2 separate regions of the Homo sapiens genome follow, and region 2 is linked to region 1. The links are chromatin contacts, found by Hi-C or POLR2A ChIA-PET in ENCODE. All regions are on one chromosome and are shown on one strand. Each heading gives the region's core, a stretch centred on a gene start or an enhancer-like site at or near the end of the contact. The rest is flanking DNA. Distances are from core to core; before and after follow the strand shown.

Region 1 (2,700 bases), core at 119-2,618:
GTGTCTCTAATGAGCTGACCACATTTCAATCAAAAGCCAAAGACACCAGACATTCTAGTTTGCCAGGGGGCTTTATTCTGGGTAATGGTGATTATCTTTTGGCTTTTTGAGATAAAGAGCTCTGAGGCCCTGTGCAGGGCTCTCCTCCCTGCAGTGGGTAGTTGGAAGTAACTATGACTGTTTTGCAGGTCAGTGAGGCCCAGCAGTGTGTCGGGCTTAGCCAGGTCAGTTGCATTCTCCTCTGGGCTGCTGTAGTGCTAGAATCCCCGCATTAGATGGAATCCAGTTCCCAGAGGCCAGCCCCCATCCAGAGCTAAAATTCCGTTCATAGTCCCCATGTGAGTCTGGCCTCTGCTTCGCCAAAGGCAAAGAACTCAGTGCCTTTCAAGGCAGCCCATTTCCTCCATGACTGGCAGAAACATCTTCCTTATGTGGATTCTAAATCCTGCCATCTTGAAGACACCACCATTTGCTGTGGTTTTCTCTGTGGGCCACCCAGGACATACATCACCCTTTATGCATGCCAACCCTCTATATAGTGGAGCCTACCCTATATACCACATTTTCCCCAAGTCCTCTCTTCCCTGGGCCAGATAGCCCTGGGCTCTTGAGCAGTCCCTCGCTGAGCATCTCTGCCCTTGGCATCCTGGTCACCTCCCCTGAATTTTCTTCAGTTTATCTGAGTCCCCCAGAGTGGAGGGCTGAGGCCCCCCATGGTGCTGGGTTCAGCCAGCAGAGCGTGCAGCCATTAGGAGCAGCGCCTGTTGTTTCTTTGTTCCCACTGAACCAAGTGTCTGCTGAAACCCGATGGTGCCAATTGTAGTCTCTCACCTTTGTGCTCAGCTGAGGCTGAGGAGCCCAAGACCTGGATTGATCTTGTAAGCACGGTTGGTTCTGAGCTTGGGGGCCAGCCCTCATACCTCATTCTGCACACTCACCTCCAAGCCTACCTATGCACTGTGCCAACCGCTTTGGATCCTAAGGCCAGTGGGAGTGTGGAATGGGCAGGAGAGCCCATCCTCCTGGCAGCAGCTAGAGCTCTGCCCCGTCCACAGAGAGCTGGGCTGGTAAGTCGTGTGGAGAGCAGGTGGCATACTTAGACCACACATTCCACCTGCTCTGGGTAAAGCGGGGTGCTTAGGAGGAGCAGTGCTTCAACACTCCTGGGCTGGGCCCCTGGCAGCACCAGGGCTCTGCCCACGTTCTTGACGGTTGAGGTCAGAGGGAGCCCACAGCTCTATTAATCAAGTTAAGCAGACCTGGTGGTATGCATAGCAGAGCTGGCCCCTGCCAGATGTCCCTGTTCCTCTCAGCAGAGTAGCACTTCAGGCTGCACTCCACGTCCTTCTCTGGCAACAAGGCTCAGGGCCTTTGGCAGCCTTAAAATCTCGGTGGCAGACGGAGCATGTCTGGCCAAGTCTGTGGCTTTCTCTTTTTATCCTGTGAGTTCATAGAAAATAGGCGCAAGCCTTGGTTTCCAAGAAGATGAAGATAACAGTAAATCAGCCTGTTAACCCGCTATCTGCCCACCCGGCCCCCCTTACCTTCCCCAGGCCACTGGGCCTGTGAGCAGACAGTTGTGTCGAGGGGTGAGGTCCCGGCGTCACAGGATTGGCACCGCATGAGGAGGCAGCACCACGTGTGCCGAGGCCTGGCTGAGTCCATCTGGGATCCCGTGTGGTGGGGGTGGGAGGTCAGCAGATAAGAGCATTCTAGTGCCTTCTTGTCTTCCCTCCCCCCAGCTTCCCCACCTTCTTCTGCTCCTAACCTAAGCAGCACAGATTTTGTGCAATGACAAGGAAAGGGAACATTCAGTGCCAGGCTTTTAATTACAGTTGCTTCGGGCTGCTGGCCTCTCTGCCAAGTGGCCATGGAGAGTGTTTTATCACACCACAAAGCCAACAAGGTCGGGTCTGTGGTGTGTGCCCTTGGCACCTGGTTAGGGTGGGGCTGTGCTCGTGGCCCGCTGGAGAAAGGCTGGGCCCAGATTAGTTCACACAGGCATCAGAACAGCTGGCCAAGTGCAGCCCTGGGCTTCAGGGAGCCATGGAACAAGATGGAAATGCCTGTTGGGACCTTTAGAGCAGACTCCAGGGAAGGCCTGTAATTGGGTAGGAAAGGGGTCTTTAGGAGGATGACCAAGCTCTGGAAGGAGGATGGGGACAGATTATACTGTGGGGTATGGCCAAATGAGAGAAGTACAACAATAATCATGTCCACAACACTTCACAGTTTACAAGGAGCTTTCCACTTGCTTCAGCATGCTTAATCCTCACATCAACCCTGCTTAGGGGACACAAGCTCAGACAGAGGAAGTGACTTATCCAGAGTCACACAGGCAGAAACCCAGGACTGAAGCCACAGCCTTTCACCACATCCAGCTGTCTTTCCATGAGGGGTAGGGGCAGATCCCCCGAGCCGGAGCCTCCAGGGCAGCCCTCGCTCAGGGCAGCACTGTGGTGACGCTGGTGAGCACCACATGCTCAGAGATTTTGGAGATGGAGCATCGGCTCTGCAAGGACAAGGACTTGTGGCTGGCAGAGGAGCGGGGACTAGGGGCCTTCAGAGAGCCGCAGGGACCCAGGCCAGGCAGGCAGCAGGAGAAGGCAGCCTTAAACTGCTCCCGGAATTTGCCTTGGTTGGGAGACAAAAGACACAGCCATAAGGAGACAGATGCAGCAGGAAGGGGCCTTGAGCCCA
Region 2 (2,700 bases), core at 72-2,571, 38 kb before region 1:
CCTCGCATTAGTGCCGTGACGGACTAATTCTGTGGGGCTAATTCCACTGTCTCTTTGCCACTTGTCAGGGCATCAAGGGGGAGCGTGGCTACACCGGGTCAGCGGGAGAGAAAGGAGAGCCGGTGAGTCCCAGCGGCGTGGGGCTGGATGCAGGGCTGCACGTGGAGCCACACAGTCTCGGGCTGGAGACTTGGCAGCAGCCTGTGAAGGGGAGGATCGTGACCCCTGCTGCCCCCCTGCCCCCAAGCCTGCAGCACAGGCTGGGTGCTGTGGAGGTGGAGGCTGTGAGGAGAATCCCCGCAGGGCTGCCAAGGGGAGGGTGCCAGGAGGCAGCCGCAGAAGCACTCCTCCGCCTCCTACAAAGGAGGACCTGGGATTATAGACCCCCAGTGGACCCCAGCTCCCCAGAGCCACCCTCCAGAGCCAAGGCCTGCCAGGCCCCACGTTGAGCACAGGAGTTGGGCTGTGACCAGATGAGGACACTGGGGCCCCCAGAGTGACAAAGCTGAGACTCACCCAGGCTCCTGAAGCTAGTGAGTGAGGTAGTGGTGGAACCTGGGCTTGAACACACATCTATCTGGTGACAAACCTCACAAACCTCAGATCTAGGATCAGCCAAACTGGGACTGCAGCCTTACAGATTCACCAGTTTCAGTGAGGCCCCAGTGGGATTCAGCAAACTCCATCAGGCATTTACTCAGTAATAGATATTTCTCAGGGGCCTGTGGGGTGCCAGGCTCCCCTCTGAGGATGTCTCCATGAACAGAGCGCAGTTGCCCTCTTGCCCTGCCGTGGGGGAGGGAGCTGCCAGATGAATAAACAAGTGCCTAGGAACGATGAGGACTGGGACTCATGGAGGAAATGGGACAGGGGAAGGGGCTGGAGAGGTGTTTGGGCACCATCGAAGCGGAGGGGCAGGAAGGCCTCTCTGAGCAGGTGGCATATGAGCTGAGAGCTGACTAGCAGGAGGGAGGGATCCCTGTGGCTGTCTGTACTGGGGAATTCCAGAGGGAGAGGCTGGGTGGGGCACTGCAGGAACAGCTTCCAGCCATCAGATGATTTGGCAAGGGTTCAGGGGACCTAGGAAGGGGGGAAGGGGGCATTCTAGGTAGAAGAGAAAGCTGTGCTAAGGGTGCAAAGGCCTGGGGGTGTGAGGGTATAGAGTGTGTCAGAGAACAGCAGTCTGACTGAGCAAGGCGGAAGATGAGAAGGAGAGAGGGAGGAGAAGTGGGAAGGGGTGGCTGGTGCCAGATCACAGGCTGCCTCAAAGACCAGCGTTGGTGGAAAGTGTGCGCCCCACTCAGAGGCAGAGGGAGCCGCATAAGGTGTTTGAGCAAGAGAGTGACATAATCAGAGCTATGCTGGAGGAGAAGAGGGCAGCCATTTGCTGGCTGGCTTGCAGTGAGCCAGGAGGTGGCAGGACGAGTTAGGAGGCTGGTTCAGTAGCTCGGGCAAGAGCAGGGAAGCCTGAGCAGATCAGGCAGAGGGGGCCTGCCAGCCCAGGGGCCTCCCAGCACATGCCACCTCTGTTCTGGGCAGTCCCCTGTCACATCCCCCTACCTCATCCTTCACCTCCCCAGGAGGAGTGACTGATTCTGTTCCTTTGTATCCTTAGGGCCCCCCAGGATCTGAAGGCCTCCCAGGCCCCCCAGGCCCAGCGGTGAGTGAAGGAGGGCATGGGGAGATGTGGTCCTGGTCTTGTCCTGGGGTCTGAGGGCAGGAAGATTAGGTTTCGGCTGCATTGTTCTCTGTGGGTGACAGGGTCCCAGAGGAGAGCGAGGACCCCAAGGTAACTCCGGTGAGAAGGGCGACCAGGTGAGTGACGACTGGGACCTGGCTGCAGGGAGGCAGGGAAGGAGCTGGGTCCCTGGTGATCACCAGCTCTAGTCTCCCCACCCTACCTGTCCTTGGGTTGTGACCTACCTCATGCCCAGAGCCTCACCTGCCAGCCATGGTGGGCAGAGGGGAGGGCAAAGCCCATGGGTTTGAGGGTGCCCCCCCCGTCACTCTTTCCACCTGGGCAGCCAGGCAGGAGAGAGGGGGTGGCACAGCACACTGCCCCTTGCTTCTCACCCTAGGGATTTCAAGGCCAGCCAGGCTTTCCGGGCCCACCGGTGAGTGAAGAAGACACAAAGCCAGCTCTGTCTGATGTGGTCTCATCGGGAGGGGCAGGCCTGACCAGGCCAGGCTGGGGTAGGATGGTCCTGGGGAGAAGAGGGGAGAGGCAGGGGAGAACGGCCTGGGTGGCCAGGCCTGATTCCAGGAACCAGGACCTGGAGAGCCCAGCCTCTTGTGTGGGCCCCAGCCCAGCAGGCCAGGCAGACGTAATGCTCCCAAGTGGTGCTTCTAGGAAGTCAAAATGAATTGCATTAACAACAGTGCATCATGCACAGGAAGAATAAAGAAGGGGAGCTCCCCCTCCAGCCCCACTTTCATTCCTGCCTGCCCCTTTGTTGATACAGGGTCCCCCTGGATTCCCAGGCAAAGTTGGATCACCTGGCCCACCTGGCCCTCAAGCAGAGAAGGTGAGCAGGACCCTGGGTTGGCAAAGTCACAGATCTGAGCCATGCAGCTCCCATGCCCCTGTCCCACCCCTAGCATCAGGCTTTCAGGAAATTCCAAGACTGACCCAGTTGCACTGAGGCTGGGAAAAGAGGCCTCCAGGATGGGCCCAGTGACTACTGGAGGCCGACAGGGCTT

What was found. A loop is a pair of places that touch in the nucleus more often than their neighbours do. ChIA-PET counts read pairs that join two places held with the same protein, here RNA polymerase II (POLR2A). Pooled maps may share reads with other maps.
Region 2: a loop to region 1 is called in a pooled map, with 5 times the contacts of the local background. The contact joins two enhancer-like sites. A Hi-C loop is called at or near these places in 1 of 168 maps with a recorded cell type or tissue (posterior cingulate gyrus) and 1 of 50 pooled maps. POLR2A ChIA-PET finds 5 or more read pairs at or near these places in 3 of 52 experiments (GM10248, H1 and MCF 10A).

The regions. Positions count from the first base shown.
Region 1 is chr1:31,626,724-31,629,423 of GRCh38, reverse strand. It overlaps HCRTR1 (hypocretin receptor 1), which reads right to left. Exons shown (of 9, transcript NM_001525.3): 9 at 1,811-2,634. The coding sequence ends at 2,444. Among named protein-coding and RNA genes, the nearest start is that of HCRTR1, 10 kb to the right of the region's middle. Within about 2 kb of position 1,368, at least 21 of the 41 ENCODE cell types and tissues checked have a DNase peak (open chromatin) inside an H3K27ac peak, as active enhancers do.
Region 2 is chr1:31,664,997-31,667,696 of GRCh38, reverse strand. It overlaps COL16A1 (collagen type XVI alpha 1 chain), which reads left to right. Exons shown (of 71, transcript NM_001856.4): 52 at 69-122; 53 at 1,616-1,660; 54 at 1,762-1,815; 55 at 2,079-2,114; 56 at 2,463-2,525. Among named protein-coding and RNA genes, the nearest start is that of PEF1, 21 kb to the right of the region's middle. RefSeq lists enhancers at 1-277, 818-1,356, 1,357-1,896. Within about 2 kb of position 1,321, at least 8 of the 41 ENCODE cell types and tissues checked have a DNase peak (open chromatin) inside an H3K27ac peak, as active enhancers do.